2 separate regions of the Homo sapiens genome follow, and region 2 is linked to region 1. A link is a contact called in ENCODE Hi-C or POLR2A ChIA-PET data. All regions are on one chromosome and are shown on one strand. The core of a region is the stretch at or near the end of the contact, and the rest is flanking DNA. Distances in the headings are between cores, read along the strand shown.

Region 1 (4,547 bases), core at 237-2,736:
ATTGAACTTATTAACACCAAAATCTTACCTGCTTACCACTTGAGTTAGCATACTCTGCTACTACATCTAGTCTGTACACTTTTTTTTTTTGAGACAGTCTCGCTCTGTGGCCCAGGCTGGAGTGCAGTGGCAGGATCTCGGCTCACTGCAACCTCCACCTCCCGGGTTCAAGCGATTCTCCAGCTTTAGCCCCCTGAGTAGCTGGGATTACAAGTGTGCACCACCATGCCCGGCTAGTTTTTGTATTTTTAGTACAGATGGGGTTTCGCCATGTTGGCCAGGCTGGTCTCGAACTCCTGGCCTCCAGTGATCCGCCCGCCTCGGCCTCCAAAAGTGCCAAGATTACAGGCATGAGCCACCACGCCCAGCCAGTCTGCACACATTTAAAGAATATTTTCTACATCAGTCTTGAGAACAAACATCAGCCTCATGGAAAAGTGCATAGCAGATGAGCTTCTAACAGGGTTTATCCGCTTTTTCATTTTTAAAATCTATTTTGTCAGGTAATCTTACCAAAAAAGGCAGCCTCCCATGAAACTTAGTCCAAGCCCCATTGCTTTCATCCATCTGGCCGGACTTCAGAAATGTCCAGCTTGTCCTGAAGAACATGGAGACTCCTCCCAACACGCTCAACGTTTTGAATTGGTCTTTGTCATTTTGCGTTTCACTGCAATCCATACCACCCTGCTCCTGAGGACCTAAACTTGTTGGGGCATGGACTTTGTTCTTTGCCTTGGCACTTTCTTCCCTTCTTTAAGCCTCATGTACACATGAAGCTTCAAATGCCTAATTGTACTCAAACCATATAAAGGCTTGTTTAAAAAGAAGGAACCTGCTTTATTATAAAATGTGGAACTACTTCTTCCCATAGATGGTGCTGAGATGCCTAATTGTTCTCAGCACAGCTTGAACAATCAGTCCATCAAGAGCTGTGTTTTCTGTTGCCCTGTTGCCCTTAGATTTGCCCCTGGGCACAGTGCATGGAGAAGGCTCCATGGAGGCTGAATGTGGAGATGATTTTGCCTAAAGTTGTCACTTACTTACCTGCCAAAAAAACCATCAAGCCCCAGATGTGTCAGTAACCTTACAAAGACTCTTTCATTTTTCTGAGGAACCAGCTGTAGTTTGTCACTTTTTGAAAGAGACTTTCATGTTAAGTGTTTAGGCAAAATTTTTTGGTGGGGAAGGGGTGGGGATGGAGGCAGGTGGAACAAAACTCCAGAGGAGAAGGGGAGAGAAGCACTGCCCAGAAGCTGGGCTTTCCCCGTGGCTTCCTATTTGCTCGGCCTTTGTTTTTGTGAGTCCTTGCACAAACAGACTAAATACCTGGATTATGCCCTCATCTGGACTCAAATACACATACATTACATACCCTTTTCTCCCTAATCAGCCTGACACATTCCTTTGTTGGTAAATGGTTCCAAAACAAACACTGTCAGGGCACCTAATTAGCAGGTTTGTGGGCTGCGCTTGGCAGTCTTGTTACATCCTGTTCAACAATAGAGAACAACAGCCTTGGCTAGGCCGGTCTTCAGGGAGGGAGTAGCTTCCCCCAATGTATATGCCATTTTTTAATGATATTTCCTTTCTGTGGCTTTTCTTGGGAAGCAGCCACTCAGTGAGTATTGCAGTGAGGTGTGGGATCCTAGAAGCAGCTAAAGGAAACTTCTGCTCCTCTGTAGAGTACCTTTTCAGAGGAGCTGTTTGTTTCTAATCGTTCTTTTCTTTCTCTGGTGTTGAAGAGGAACATTTTGAGGAACTTTCTCAGTGGTTCTCTAATACCAATGGTGGAGGACCAGACTCTCGCTTGTGTTTTAGAATTATAAACTAATAGAGATAGAAGGGACTGTGGGGACCCTTTAGACATTTTGGGGGTGGGAAACTTGAAGCCCAGACAGCTCACATGTCGTGTGCATGGCAGAGGCAGGGTGATGACTCCCCAGATGGAATTTGACCCTTCTTCAGCTCTGACTGCCCACTCTTAAATGTGTTTATTGTGTCAATGACAGTTTTCTTTAATGAAAACTCTTCAGCACAATGCTAGTTTTTCTGGATTTTAAACTTTAGTCAAAGAGTAACTTGGTAAATAACATTTCACCTTGGCCTGGTGGCTTCTGTATTCACATGTCAAAATGTTTCAGAATGTCTGCTAACATAACTGAGACTTCTGTGAAAACCTCAGGGCTGACCTGACCCTTTATGCCATTAAGCCACTTGATAAATATGGTGCATTTATAAACACAGTCCTAGCTGCTGAAGCCACCATTGTGTTTTGAGGCCATTTGGTCACTTGAATAGATGGCTGTCACCTAGACACATTTCTTACCAAGCTTCTAGTTAGGTATCTGGTTAATATTGTATTGATCATCTTAGCTTTAAGCATTTCAGACAGCTTAATTTTTTGCTGTTTAAAGAGGAATTGTTCATCGTTTAACTCATTTTAACTTTCTAACTATAAAACTAATTGATATTTATTATAGAAAATTTGAAAAGTACAGAAAATTAAAGAAAATATTCTCCATTATTTCTCCATTTTTCTACACATATGTATTTTTAAATAGTTAGAATCATATTGAATATATAATTTTATATCCAGCATTTTTTATCACATTGTATCAGAACCAGAAAAATAGTCACATTTAATCTATAAACTTATATTAATGGGTACTTTTAAAGAAAAAAAAAATTTTTTTTTTTTTGAGACAGGATCTGGCTCTGTCATCCAGGCTGGAGTGCAGTGGCACCATCTTGGCTTTCTGCAACCTCTGCCTCCCAGGCTCAAACGATCCTCTCACCTCAGCCTGCCGAGTAGCTGGGACTACAGGTGCTCTCCACCACGCCCAGATAATTTTTGTATTTTTTTTTGTAGAGATGGGGTTTCACCATGTTGCCCAGGCTGGAGGAAAAAAATTTTAATTGGCTCTAAAATCATTAAGATCCATCGAATAAACACAGGCAGGCCAGTCCATAAAAAGATCACTGGGCCAGGCGCAGTGGTTCACGCCTGTAATCCCAGCACTTTGGGAGGCCAAGCCTGGTGGATCATGAGGTCAGGAGTTCAAGACCAGCCTGGCCAATATGGTGAAACCCCATCTCTACTAAAAATACAAAAATTAGCCGGGTGTGGTGGCGGGCGCCTGTAATCCCAGCTACTTGAGAGGCTGAGGCAGAGAACTGCTTAAACCCAGGAGGCGGAAGTTGCAGTGAGCTGAGATTGCACCACTGCACTCCAGCCTGGGCGACAGAGCAAGACCCCATCTCAAAAACAAAAAACAAAAAGATCACTGGACTAGGAACAAAGAAGTCTCGATGTCGTTCCTAGCTACTAATTTGTGTGACCTTTGACAAGCCACCACTCTGCTGGACCTTCATACCAGGCATATGGCACTGTTTTAAGCTTTTATTGACAAAAGGAGTAAGATCTTTGCTTCTGCTCCATTGCTCAGCATTTTGTATTTGTGTTTGATAGTTTGTCATGATGTTTTCCGTAAAGTTGGCTGATTTTTATTCTGTTTACCCAAAGGGATTTAGATACAAATCCAAATTGCAGTTCAGTCCACCGTTTTGAAATAATGTAAGCTCCATGAGGGAATAGACTTTTTATATTTTGCTCACTGCTCCATCTAAGACAACACTTAGTAACTGCTCCATAAATAATTCATGAATGAATAGAGAGTTTGCTTTATTCTGTAATTTCAACTATAATCTGTAGTTATTAACATATTTTCTTTTAAATGGCTTTTAAAGTGATTTCAGGAAATTCATTATTTAAGTAGGCATTACCGAGATATGTGACTTTATTGAGTGATGGCTTACATCCTTATCATATGTTGGAGATGGATGTGTTTTACTGGGTCAGTGGAGACTTTAATGTCAGGAGAGAGATGATGTAAAAAATGTGAGCTTTGCTAAGCTACTCAGGTAATTTCATTTTCAAAACATCTTTTAGGTCGGTTTTTAGCATGTGCTTTTTCTTCCCCATGGGACTGTAAATAAGTAACCTGAACACACAATAGGGAAGAGAAGGAGTATTTACCTTTCCAAACAAAATGTGTTGACTTTTCAGACTGAGCAGTATGTTCTGAAATGAACTGTTTTATGCTTTAGAATTACAAAGGGTACAATAGTATCTTGGTTTTGTCAATACATGTTTGTTATTTTTAAGACTTCTTTCATACAACTAATTATAGGAGTACAGATAGTAATACCTCATTAAATTTGTCTTTTAAAAAATCTTTTTTAAGTATCTAATGTATATTATCACACTTTTACTAAGCCCCTGCAGAATTCTGAATATTTAAACCACTTAACAATGCTACCTCAGGAAACATCTTCACAACTATCTACAGCTACCATTAATAATTATCATTTCAGCTCCTGATGCTTTCAGAGCACTTAAAATAGAGAGAAAGGTGCAGCCCATGTTAACCCTCTGTACAAAATTATACTAGAGCATCGAACCTTTGTAGAGCTAGGGGGAGCTTAGCAATAGTCTGCCCATGTCTCCCACCTCCTTGAAGGCCGGAATCCCCCTCCAAACCACACCT
Region 2 (4,981 bases), core at 464-2,963, 37 kb after region 1:
GGTCTTTTCTCTAAGAATGTGACATATGGGTGTGTTTTAGAGTCACTGTTTTATTTGTTTCAAGTACTTTTCGAGCAGCCTAGCCCTTTTTGCAGCCCGGAAGATACCCGCAGAGGCCCAGGCCTTTCATCCAGAGCCCATGGGTAGTAGACTTTTTCTGTCAGCAAAACTTTTATGTCTAGGAGATCTTTTCCTATCCGTAAAATTAAGATCCCAGTTTAAATGAGCGATTGACCTGAGAAAGCAGCCTTCTCCTCCGAGCATCTGCACAGATATCCCTTCTGCTGGAAAACACGACTTCTCTCCCAATGTTCTCCCCTCTCTCTTCCTCCCCCAAGATCCCTACAACAATCAGATGTGGCCCCTGCTTGTTAGAGCTCAAGGTACAGGGAACGATCTGTGGGCAAGGGAGCCACCCTGAAGTCAGGCTGATCTCATAAATGGCCAAGTTCATTCTCCCTCTCCCACTTGCCCCCACCATATCCCCACATTTCTAGAAAGTCCAGAATTACCTCACCAACTCAGACTTACAAGCATATTCATACATTTTTCTTTAAAAATTTCTTCCAACAACCTAGCCCAGTGCAGCCCATTCACAACTTATACCTGCTTCACTCTGTTGCTTGTGTTTCTTATTTTCCCTCAAATGCGTTAACTATGCCTCCCCTTTCCCTCTCTCTGGGTCAGACCAGACTCCTAGCTTTTACTTCTTCATTTCTTTTTTACAAATAAGCTAATGGAGCTGGGCACGGTGACTCACACTTGTAATCCCAGCACTTTGGGAGGCCGAGGCAGGCAGATCACCTGAGGTCAGGAGTTCAAGAGCAGCCCGGCCAACATGGTGAAACCCCGACTCTACTAAGAAGTTAAAAATTAGCTGGGCGTGGTGGCGCGTGCCTGTAATCCCAGCTACTCAGTAGGCTAAGGCAGGAGAATTGCTTGAACCCAGGAGGCGGAGGTTGCAGCGAGCCACCACTGCACTCCACTGCCACTCACGCCACTGCACTCCAGCCTGGGCAACAAAGTGAGACTCCATCTCAAAAAACAAAACAAAACAAATAAGCTAATGGAGACGTCCGCTCCTTGCAAGGTTCAAATAAAGTCTCCCTCATCTTAGAAACAAGACAGTCGGAATTTACCCAAGATGGTCTGTCTCACTATTGCACCTCTTCCTTTTTTTTTGAGACAGAGTTTTGCTCTTGTTGCCCAGACTGGAGTGCAATGGTGAGATCTCGGCTCACCGCAAACTCCGCCTCCCGGTTTCAAGCAATTCTCCTGCCTCAGCCTCCCGAGTAGCTGAGATTACAGGCATGTGCCACCACGCCTGGCTAATTTTGTACCCAGGATGACCCATGGTTGTTCCTAGGCACTGACTCCAGCTGGGAGGGGCAGCTGGGGATGGGGCAGCCATCCGGAAATGAGAAGACCAGAGTTCTAATCCACATCCCGTCAACAAGTGACAATGGGCAGGTAGCTCCAGTCCTGGGAGAGCCTGAGTGCGTTCATGTGTAAAAGGCTCGTTATGCACACCTTCAGGCATTGTAATGAGGATTAGGAGAGAGATTTTATCAAAAGGGAGGAGTCCTGGCACTGAATACACACCGGTTTCCCTTTTTGTCTGGTAGTGGAGGAGGGCACGTTCACTTCCTTTTCACCCCTCTCTGCTGTGTTGTGGAATTGCCCTGTGCTCTTGGCAGACACCTCATTGCACACCGGCTCCCTCACCACCACCACTCCCCGCAAAAGGGGCACGTCCTGATTCCACCAGGAAATGAAAAGTGAAACCTTCTGATAATGACCCCTGGAATGTCACAAATATCCAAGTCAGGAAATGCAAATCCAGGGGAGGGGTTATTGAAGCGACAATGATTTAGCTTCCTCTAAATGCTGTATTTCCAGGGCTGGAGAGGAGAGGGGGCATTCTTTGGCTCTCCTTAGATTTACTCTGTTTTCCAAAGAGTTTTGGAAAGTCCAAAGGGTCTTGGAAAACAGAATAAGGGGATTCCTGAAAGAGTTCCTGGCAAGGGGTTTGTGGCAAGTGTGGCATCAGCCCTTCCCACTGTCCCTGCACCATTGGCCTTTGTCCTGTGTGGGTAATGGGAACCCAAAGACTCCAGAGCTTGCAAAGGAGGCACAAGAAATCTCAACAGGAGGCAGCTGGCTGCACGTACACTCTCCAAGCTGGGGCCTGGCATCAAGTTCACCACCTACATAGCTCTCAGAGCCCCAGCGCCTCTCTGTCCCATGGAGAGTGGGACATCCTCCTGTTCTCATCCTCTCTCTCCAGACCATTCCAATCACTTCTGAGCCAGCCTTCCTGCCAGCTTCTTCCGTGCTGCCCCCAACACAGTCTTTGTAAAAATGCAAGCCCGATCTTGCCTTACCCCAGGTTAAGAATCTCTTATGGCTCTGCCACCTTCAGGACACAGCCCAAGCTCCAGAGCATGAATGGGAAAGCCTTTGATAATATGGGCCTACCTTTCTCTTTAACTTCATCTCCTGCCACCAGGATAGCTTGGTTCATGAGCACACAACCTGTGTGCTCACTGGATTTAATGCTCACCTGTCTCCATCTTGAAATTCTGAATAATTTTTGAGCAAAAGGGTCTCCACGTTTGCATTTTGCACAGGCCCTGCAAATGTGGTGGCTGGTCTTGCCATTCTCATTCCTGCTCCACATTCCTCTAACACCAAACTTTTTTTTTTTTTTTTGAGATGGAGTCTTGCTTTGTCGCCAGGCTGTAGTACAGTGGCACGATCTCGGCTCACTGCAACCTCCGACTCCCTGATTCAAGCAATTCTCCTGCCCCAGCCTCCCGAGTAGCTGGGATTACAGGCACGTGCCACAACACCCAGCTAATTTTTGTATTTTTTTTAGTAGAGACGGGGCTTTACCATGTTGGCCAGGATGGTCTCGTTCTCCTGACCTCGTGATCCGCCCAAAGTGCTGGGATTACAGGCGTGAGCCACCCCGCCCGGCCACACCAAACATATTACTGTTCTCCAAAGTGTTCTGCAGTTTCTTCTATTTTGGACATTTCCCCCAGCCTATTAATAAATTTCTTTTTCTTTTTTTTTTTTTTTTGAGATGGAGTCTCGCTCTGTTGCCAGGCTGGAGTGCAGTGGCGCAATCTCGGCTCACTGCAACCTCCGCCTCCTGGGTTCAAGTGATTCTCCTGCCTCAGCCTCCCAAGTAGCTAGGACTACAGGCATGTGCCACCATGCCCAGCTAATTTTTGTATTTATAATAGAGATGGGGTTTCACCACGTTGGCCAGGATGGTCTCGATCTCTTGACCTCATGATCCACCCGCCTTGGCCTCCCAAAGTGCTGGGATTACAGGTGTGAACCACCGCATCCAGGCCCCACATATTAACAAATTTCTAGCCACTCTTTTAAACTGCCCACATATCCCTTTCTTTGAGAATCTTCCTTGATCCCTTTCTCCAAAATATCTATTGCCCCTTGGCAAATGCCCACTTTTCAGCTTATCACAGCTTATTATTATTTATTTCCTACCTCAACTTGAAGGTTATGAACTCCAAGGGACAGAAATTGTGTCTTGCACAGTACTGGGGTTTCTGATGCTTGTTGGAATAACATATAACTAAGTGCTATGTTTAAGAAATAAGTGTTAGTTGAAAGTGTCATTAAGTGTTCATTCCAATGGCCAAACCTGCACTATACATGTAGCATTATTCATGTATACTCACTCTAGCCTCACTAGGGGTCCTGGAGCCACAGTGCAGCTCACCACTGCTGGGACCAGTTAGGCAGCCTCTGCTGAGTGGTTTGCCTTAGAATAACACTGTCCAGTAGAACATTCTGGGATGATGGAAGTGCCCTATAGCAGCTCATCCAGCATAGCAGTCACTAGTCACATGTGCTATTGAGCACTTGAAATGTAGCTAATGCAACTGAAGAAATGAATATTTGATTTGACTTCACTTTAATTGATTTAAATTTCAGTAGCCTCCTGTGGCTAGTGGTTCTCACATTGGAGGTACCATCTTCCATGACATGACTGATCCTTGCCGTGAGCCAGGGAACAAGTCAGCTCAGAAATCTTGTTGCTTCAGAAAGACTTCTTTGCAAGTTACCAGCCTTTGAGTACCTCCTGAGGAGGATTTTCAATGAAAAGAAAAACAGTCTTTTCCATTTTCCTTGAGTGATCCCGGCAACCTCTCTCCACACACATTCTGCTTGCGGACCACAGTCTGGGTAAATATGGCGTAAATATGAAACAGGACAGGGTGGTTGCAGGAGAATAGAAAATTCTAGGCAACAATTTCACATTACTAGCAAGAGGAAACTGTTGAAATAGCTGCCGAAGGTAGGGACAGCTAAGCCCCTGAGTAACCAGGGTGTGGACCATACTGGCTAAGACCGACTAACATGGCACTGGGTTTGACCTCAGTTTCTCTTAGGACCTCATTATGTGCTCATTAGCATACTAAATGCACACCCACCACCAGCACCAGCACGGCTCCGGGAACACCCATATTTGATGTAAAAATGGGTGGCCCCAGACTGGGCACGATGGCTCAGGTCTATAATTGCAGCACTTTGGGAGGCAGAGGTGGGCAGTTCATTTGAGGTTAGGAGTTCAAGACCAGCTTGGCCAACATGGTGAAACCCTACCTCTACTAAAATTTTTAAAAAATAGCCAGGCGTGGTGGCAGGTGCCTGTAATCCCAGCTACTGGGGAGGCTGAGAAGGAAAATTGCTTGAACCCAGGAGGCAGAGGTTGCAGTGAGCTGTGATCACGCCATTACACTCGAGCCTGGGCGACAGAGTGAGACTCTGCCTCATAAAAAAAAAAAAAGGTGGCCCCACAGTTCCACGAAATCTCCACCTTTTTCCAGAAATCTTCATGAAAAACCCATCCCTTGGTTAAAGAACCCCATAAAAATAGAAACCTTAAACCTCACTGTGAGACTTTCTTGAGTCCACCGCCCTCCCTTTCCTGAGTGTGTCCTTT

The links. A loop is a pair of places that touch in the nucleus more often than their neighbours do. ChIA-PET counts read pairs that join two places held with the same protein, here RNA polymerase II (POLR2A). Pooled maps may share reads with other maps.
Region 2: a loop to region 1 is called in a map of Calu3, with 9 times the contacts of the local background. The contact joins two enhancer-like sites. A Hi-C loop is called at or near these places in 3 of 168 maps with a recorded cell type or tissue (Caco-2, Calu3 and HepG2), 3 of 37 single-sample maps with no recorded cell type and 8 of 50 pooled maps. POLR2A ChIA-PET finds 5 or more read pairs at or near these places in 10 of 52 experiments (A549, AG04449, BJ and 7 more).

What each region holds. Positions count from the first base shown.
Region 1 is chr2:207,844,875-207,849,421 of GRCh38, reverse strand. All of the region lies in intron 7 of PLEKHM3 (pleckstrin homology domain containing M3), which reads left to right. Among named protein-coding and RNA genes, the nearest start is that of FZD5, 77 kb to the right of the region's middle. RefSeq lists enhancers at 1-249, 3,923-4,067 and a cis regulatory region at 3,989-4,002. Within about 2 kb of position 1,486, at least 11 of the 41 ENCODE cell types and tissues checked have a DNase peak (open chromatin) inside an H3K27ac peak, as active enhancers do.
Region 2 is chr2:207,807,748-207,812,728 of GRCh38, reverse strand. No RefSeq gene overlaps it. Among named protein-coding and RNA genes, the nearest start is that of FZD5, 40 kb to the right of the region's middle. RefSeq lists a silencer at 1,290-1,584 and an enhancer at 903-1,724. Within about 2 kb of position 1,713, at least 9 of the 41 ENCODE cell types and tissues checked have a DNase peak (open chromatin) inside an H3K27ac peak, as active enhancers do.